Regions from separate parts of the Homo sapiens genome. Here region 2 is linked to region 1. A link is a contact called in ENCODE Hi-C or POLR2A ChIA-PET data. All regions are on one chromosome and are shown on one strand. The core of a region is the stretch at or near the end of the contact, and the rest is flanking DNA. Distances in the headings are between cores, read along the strand shown. Region 1 overlaps LINC02615 (long intergenic non-protein coding RNA 2615). Region 2 has its middle 100 kb from the start of LINC03140.

What was found. Hi-C counts contacts between places; a loop is a spot of excess contacts on that map. ChIA-PET counts read pairs that join two places held with the same protein, here RNA polymerase II (POLR2A). Pooled maps may share reads with other maps.
Region 2: a pooled map shows a loop between it and region 1 (5-fold over the local background). The contact joins two enhancer-like sites. A Hi-C loop is called at or near these places in 3 of 37 single-sample maps with no recorded cell type and 5 of 50 pooled maps. POLR2A ChIA-PET finds 5 or more read pairs at or near these places in 1 of 52 experiments (HCT116).

The regions. Positions count from the first base shown.
Region 1 is chr4:128,516,541-128,519,257 of GRCh38, reverse strand. It overlaps LINC02615 (long intergenic non-protein coding RNA 2615), which reads right to left. Exons shown (of 9, transcript NR_125882.1): 9 at 1-502. Among named protein-coding and RNA genes, the nearest start is that of LINC03140, 53 kb to the left of the region's middle. RefSeq lists enhancers at 1,039-1,088, 631-1,392, 1,307-1,451, a cis regulatory region at 1,374-1,384 and a silencer at 2,361-2,440. Within about 2 kb of position 1,402, at least 22 of the 41 ENCODE cell types and tissues checked have a DNase peak (open chromatin) inside an H3K27ac peak, as active enhancers do.
Region 2 is chr4:128,673,849-128,676,548 of GRCh38, reverse strand. No RefSeq gene overlaps it. Among named protein-coding and RNA genes, the nearest start is that of LINC03140, 100 kb to the right of the region's middle. RefSeq lists enhancers at 1,068-1,157, 1,248-1,507. Within about 2 kb of position 1,353, at least 3 of the 41 ENCODE cell types and tissues checked have a DNase peak (open chromatin) inside an H3K27ac peak, as active enhancers do.

The DNA.
Region 1 (2,717 bases), core at 153-2,652:
CTTTAAAAAAAAAAAAAGATTGTCAATCCCTGAGCTAAATAAATGTTTATTGCTGTGTGCCACTGAAAGTCACCAGTGATTTGTTTTGCAGCATCACTGTAGCAAAAGTTTACTGACACATCTTCTCATCTGAACAGCCATTTCTTTACCTATTTCCCCCACAGAAAGTACTGGTGGAGCAGAAGAAGCCCAACGTCAGAACAAAGCCAGCTTCCCCCTCCTCCTTCCCACCGTGGGCACAGACCCCATGTCCTGGATTGATGGCTGGGATGATGGGCTGTAACAATGAATGCCAGCATATCAAAAAATGTCAGATTCTTCAGTGGGTTCCTGTCTAGGGAGCAGACAACACCAACCACTCTGCCACAGTGACCAGTGAGGATCCAGAAGTCCCCTCATCCTGCCGACAGTGCCACAAAGCTTATGAACAAGGGTTTCCATCTATCACCAGCTGCACACTGAGAGGTCAAACTGCATAGGAGTAGAGGCATGAAGAGGAAACCTGAAAGATGAAAAGAAACTTTTAGCTCAACCTAGATAATTACATTGGAACTAAGTTTACAAGATTGGGCTAAAATTGAATTCCCACTCTGGGGTCCAGTGGTGGAAATTTGAGAGAAATATTCCACCAGTTAATAAAAAAAGTTGTTACATTTTTTATTATCTCTGAGTGTATTGTGAGTGAATTTTGCAAATCTGATATGAATTTTTGTAAAATGAATACACAGATGAATAAATGAATGAATGAATGCGAAACTCCTCATCATCCTGCCATGTACTCTTCCCACCACCCGCTGGCATTTCTAGCCAGTGAAGGCATCAATCCAGAAACAACTCATTCCTCATCTTGAAATGCCTTCCAACTTCTAGGAGCAAGCAGCAACTTCTAGGTCTAGCTCCCTCCTTCAGAAATGCCTAAACATTCGCCTACATTCCCTGGTCCCTTGGCTCAGGAATTTTGTAGGTGGTCTCAAAGCCTTGGATAAATTTACATGAAACAGGCTGGCATCCTCTATGTTAGAGGAGTTTGGATCTTTCAGTAGACTCTAGCCTTAAACCTGTACCAAAAATCTTTTGAGATTATAATGAGGCAATGTTTTCCCCAAGAGGAGAAAAGGTCAGATTCCCACATCTGGAGTTTGACCTTTGTGCATGTTGTCATTTCACCCACCACAGGAAACCTTTCTAGGCTGGGCTAAAATGTGTAACTTCTCAACAGTGTGGCTGGTAGCAATCCCACCCAGCTGTGTGGAATGGGAAGTGAAAGGGCAATTAATATTCTGTTAAAACTTCAGGGGGCTGCACTGAAGCTGGCCAGATAGCAAGGCTGACTCATCACGTTAAAACCCAATGCAGTATTGTCTGCTCACTTCTGCTGACTCACTTGTCAGCCCTAAGCTATGTGTACCCAGGCAGAGCTGCCAGGTCTCACATCCGCCTTTCCAGAGTGTTACCCTTCTGCACCAGCCATGACCATTCACTCTCTGGAGAAGCATTTATGATCAGCCATGGATGATTTTAAATGTGTGAAGAACTGTTTCATGGAGGGAGATTATCAGCCTCTTTCTTACATTGTTTTACATGAAAACAACATGAACAGCAACACAACTGACACTGGAGAAGAACCATAGTTCTTCCAAGCTGGAATGGAGCCTTAGAGATCAAGCTAGATCTTATGAGATCTAGTGGGAAGGAGGCTAGCACGTTGAATAAGAGCTTTGAGTCAGGCGACCTGAATTTATGTAGCCTTGGACACAGGTAGTCGAATTATAAGTAGTAGGCTAATACAGCTGTTAAGCAACTTTAAGCAAATTGCTCAGACTCTCTGAGCTTTGGTTTCCTTATCTGTAAAATTAGAAATAATTATAGCACCCACCTCATGGGGCTATTGTGAAGAAAGGATGAAAAGAGATCAAGTATAAAAGGAATCGAGTGCTGGGCACAAAGTGCTCCATATATTGTAGCTATTAGTAAGGCTGATGAGGCAATTCATGGAAACCTCTTTCCTGGAAACAGGATAGAACCTACATGTGTTTGGCATTAGATTAGTAAAGGGTAAAAGAATATCACTGCAAGCTGGGTATTGATGGGGGTGGGGAGGACAGAGAAGGAGGAAGAATTGCCCAGGGAATGCTGGACCTTCAGTATTTTGAAGGGCCCTGCTTTGGGGCCCAGGTGGGGAAGTATCCACCTTTCCATCCTGGTTTTAGGTCTGCTGAAGATAGTTATTCTTTTTTTTTTTTTTTTTTAAAAAGACCCTTCTGATTATAAGTCTTTGTTTGAAGACATTGCTCAGATTTCCCTTTAAGGGCCTCATTTAAATGTACACACAAGGCAGCACAGTCCAGTTTTTTAAAAAAAGCCTGGCTAGTAATGACATACAGAAACTGATACTTACATGATACTGTTAAGTGCACTCTTTTTAAACCACTAATTCTTATTTCACAGAAAGTGGTCCTTATGTCAACGTCCTTAAGAGGTCCAACAGCTTGTATAACCAGCAGACCTCATGGTTAGTTAGCAGCTTTCAGGACTTGAATTCCCAGTGATAAACAAAAGAATTCCGAAGGCCACAATCCATAAACTCTCCATAAAAACATATGGAACTACTTAAAAAGGTTGGCTCAGGGCTGTTGTTTTGAAAACAAGCATCCTCAGCCAGAATCTCTACTGAGTGCTATTTACTGAATGGTTGAAGAAGGGCAAGACCCCATGGA
Region 2 (2,700 bases), core at 104-2,603, 160 kb before region 1:
AAAGAACACGGGCTTTGGAGATAGATACTCATATATTTGTACTTATGCTTGAATCCCATCTCGGTTACTTTCTACCTGAGTATAATTTATAGCATGACAGTTATTATCAGGAGCACAAAGGAAGCACTGTTTTCTGTAAATGAAGATAAGAACTGTTTTGCAATATTATTGTGAGAACTAATGAAATAATTTTGTAAAATGCTTAAGATAGTACCTGTCATATATTTAATATTTATTTATTATATTAAATTTATTATTAAATAATAATAATATTTAATCATGGCAGTCTGCAATCATGACAAATTCTGATAATAATAGCATTTAGGATGGGCATGGTGGTTTATGCCTGTAATCCCAACACCTTGGGAGGCCAAGGAGGGAGGACTGCTTGAGGCTAGGAGTTCAAGACCAGCCTGGGCAACATAGCAGGGCCCTGTTCCTACAAACAAACAAACAAACGAATAATCAAAAAACGTAGCCGGATGTGCTGGCGTGTGCCTGTAGTCCTAGGCTGAGGCAGGAGGATCATTTGAGTCCAGGAGTTCGAGGCTGCAGTGAGCTACGATCACACCACTGTACTCCAGCCTGGGTGACAGAGTGAGACTCTGTCTCTAAAAGAGAAAGAAAAAGAGAAAGACTAATAGTTTTTGTTTGTTTGTTTGTTTGTTTGTTTTAACTGGAGTTGGAGGGCTTCTGCCAAAATTTTCTGTTTCTAACTTTTTTTGGTTTTTTGTTTGTTTTTATAAAATATATTTTATTTTTAAAATAGACAAAGTCTTGTTCTGTTGCCCATGCTGGCTTGAAATTCCTGGGTGGGCGTGATCCCCCTAACTTGGCCTCCCAGAGTACTGGGATTACAGGTGTGAGCAACTGCACGTGGCCTGTTTCTGACATTTTTAAAGTTAGTCTTAATACTGTTTTATGCTGGTTTTACTTTAAATATATATATATAGAATAAAAGCAATTACTTAACAAATGTCAGTGACATGCAAATATATAATTAATAAAACTTCTTATATCTCAGTGGTTGATGTCAATAACCAAATAACCAAGAATTTGAATAATCTCTTCTAGGTAACTGGAAGTGACCTTCACTTACCTGTAATTTACACATTCTCACCAGCTCCTCTCCTACTCCCTTCATCATGACCACCAAGGAGAGCTAGAGGACCTTAGAGAGGAGGCTCAGAATAGTACTGCTTTGATTTTGGCAACATGCATATTGTTTCTTCAGCTAACTCAGCATGCTTGAGATCATTTTAACAGCATAGTGTTCTCATGTGGTTTCAGTAGAAAAAGTCCCTATGTAAAAATAGCACCTTCTTCCTCAGCATGTCTGCTCCCTTTAATGAAAATAAGGCTTTAGCTTAGACTGAGCCAATGCAGCTATCAAGGCGTGAGCTAAAATCTCATCTGCTTCAAATGCTGTTAGCCAAATTCACTAACAATGGTGCTTACAGTCATTGCCAATAAGAAAGACAATGTAGTCAGAGTCATGAACAATACAGGATAATTCATACCCAATACACAATATTTAAACAGCAGTTTTCTAGAATGAATCCCCAGACAACATGGTCAATGAGAAAAGTCACAATTGCTTTACAAGAATATTTATGGTGGCCGGGCACGGTGGCTCACGCTTGTAATCCCAGCACTTTGGGAGGCTGAGGCGGGTGGATCACCTGAGGTCAGGAGTTGGTGACCAGCCTCGCCAACATGGTGAAACCCGGTCTCTACTAAAAATACAAAAAATTAGCCAGGCGTGGTGACAGACACCTGTAATCCCAGCTACTCGGGAGGCTGAGGCTGGAGAATCACTTGAACCTAGGAGGCGGAGCTTGCAGTGAGCCGAGATTGCGCTACTGCACTCCAGCGTGGGCAACAAGAGCAAAACTCCGTCTCAAAAAAAAAGAAAAGAAAAGAAAAGAAATATTTATAGTAATACAAACAAACCAAAAAGGAGGAAAAAAAAAAGAATCAGGAGCATTCACAAATTCTTATCCAACCCATTTAAGACAAAAAGAGTTTAACTAATATAATTTAAGCCATATGGAAACCTAGTAGTAGGTTGCTTCTTCTTAGAGTGGTGTTTCATTCATTCTTACTAGCCTGCATTCTATCACACCATGTTCCATTTTGGGATTGGGAAACTTCTATGTCCATTATTGATATGAAAATAAAACAGAGATAGGCCAGGCGCGGTGGCTCACGCCTGTAACCCCAGCACTTTGGGAGGCCCAGGCAGGCATATCACAAGGTCAGGAGATCGAGACCATCCTGGCTAACATGGTGAAACCCCGTCTCTACTAAAAATAAACAAAAAATTAGCTGGGCACGATAGCGGGCACCTGTAGTCCCAGCTACTCGGGAGGCTGAGGCAGGAGACTGGCATGAACCCAGGAGGCGGAGGTTGCAGTGAGACAAGATCGCGCCACTGCACTCCAGCCTGGGTGACAGAGCGAGACTCTGTCTCGAAAAAAAAAAGAAAACAGAAAAAAGGAATAGTTTTATTTTATATATATATACATACTACACATATATATATATATATATATATTTTTTTTTTTTTTTTTTGAGACGGAGTCTCGCTCTGTCACTCAGTCTGGAGTGCAACCACACGATCTTGGCTCACTGCAACCTCTGCCTCCCCGGTGCAAGCAATAATCCTGCCTCAGCCTCCTGAGTAGCTGGTATTGTGTC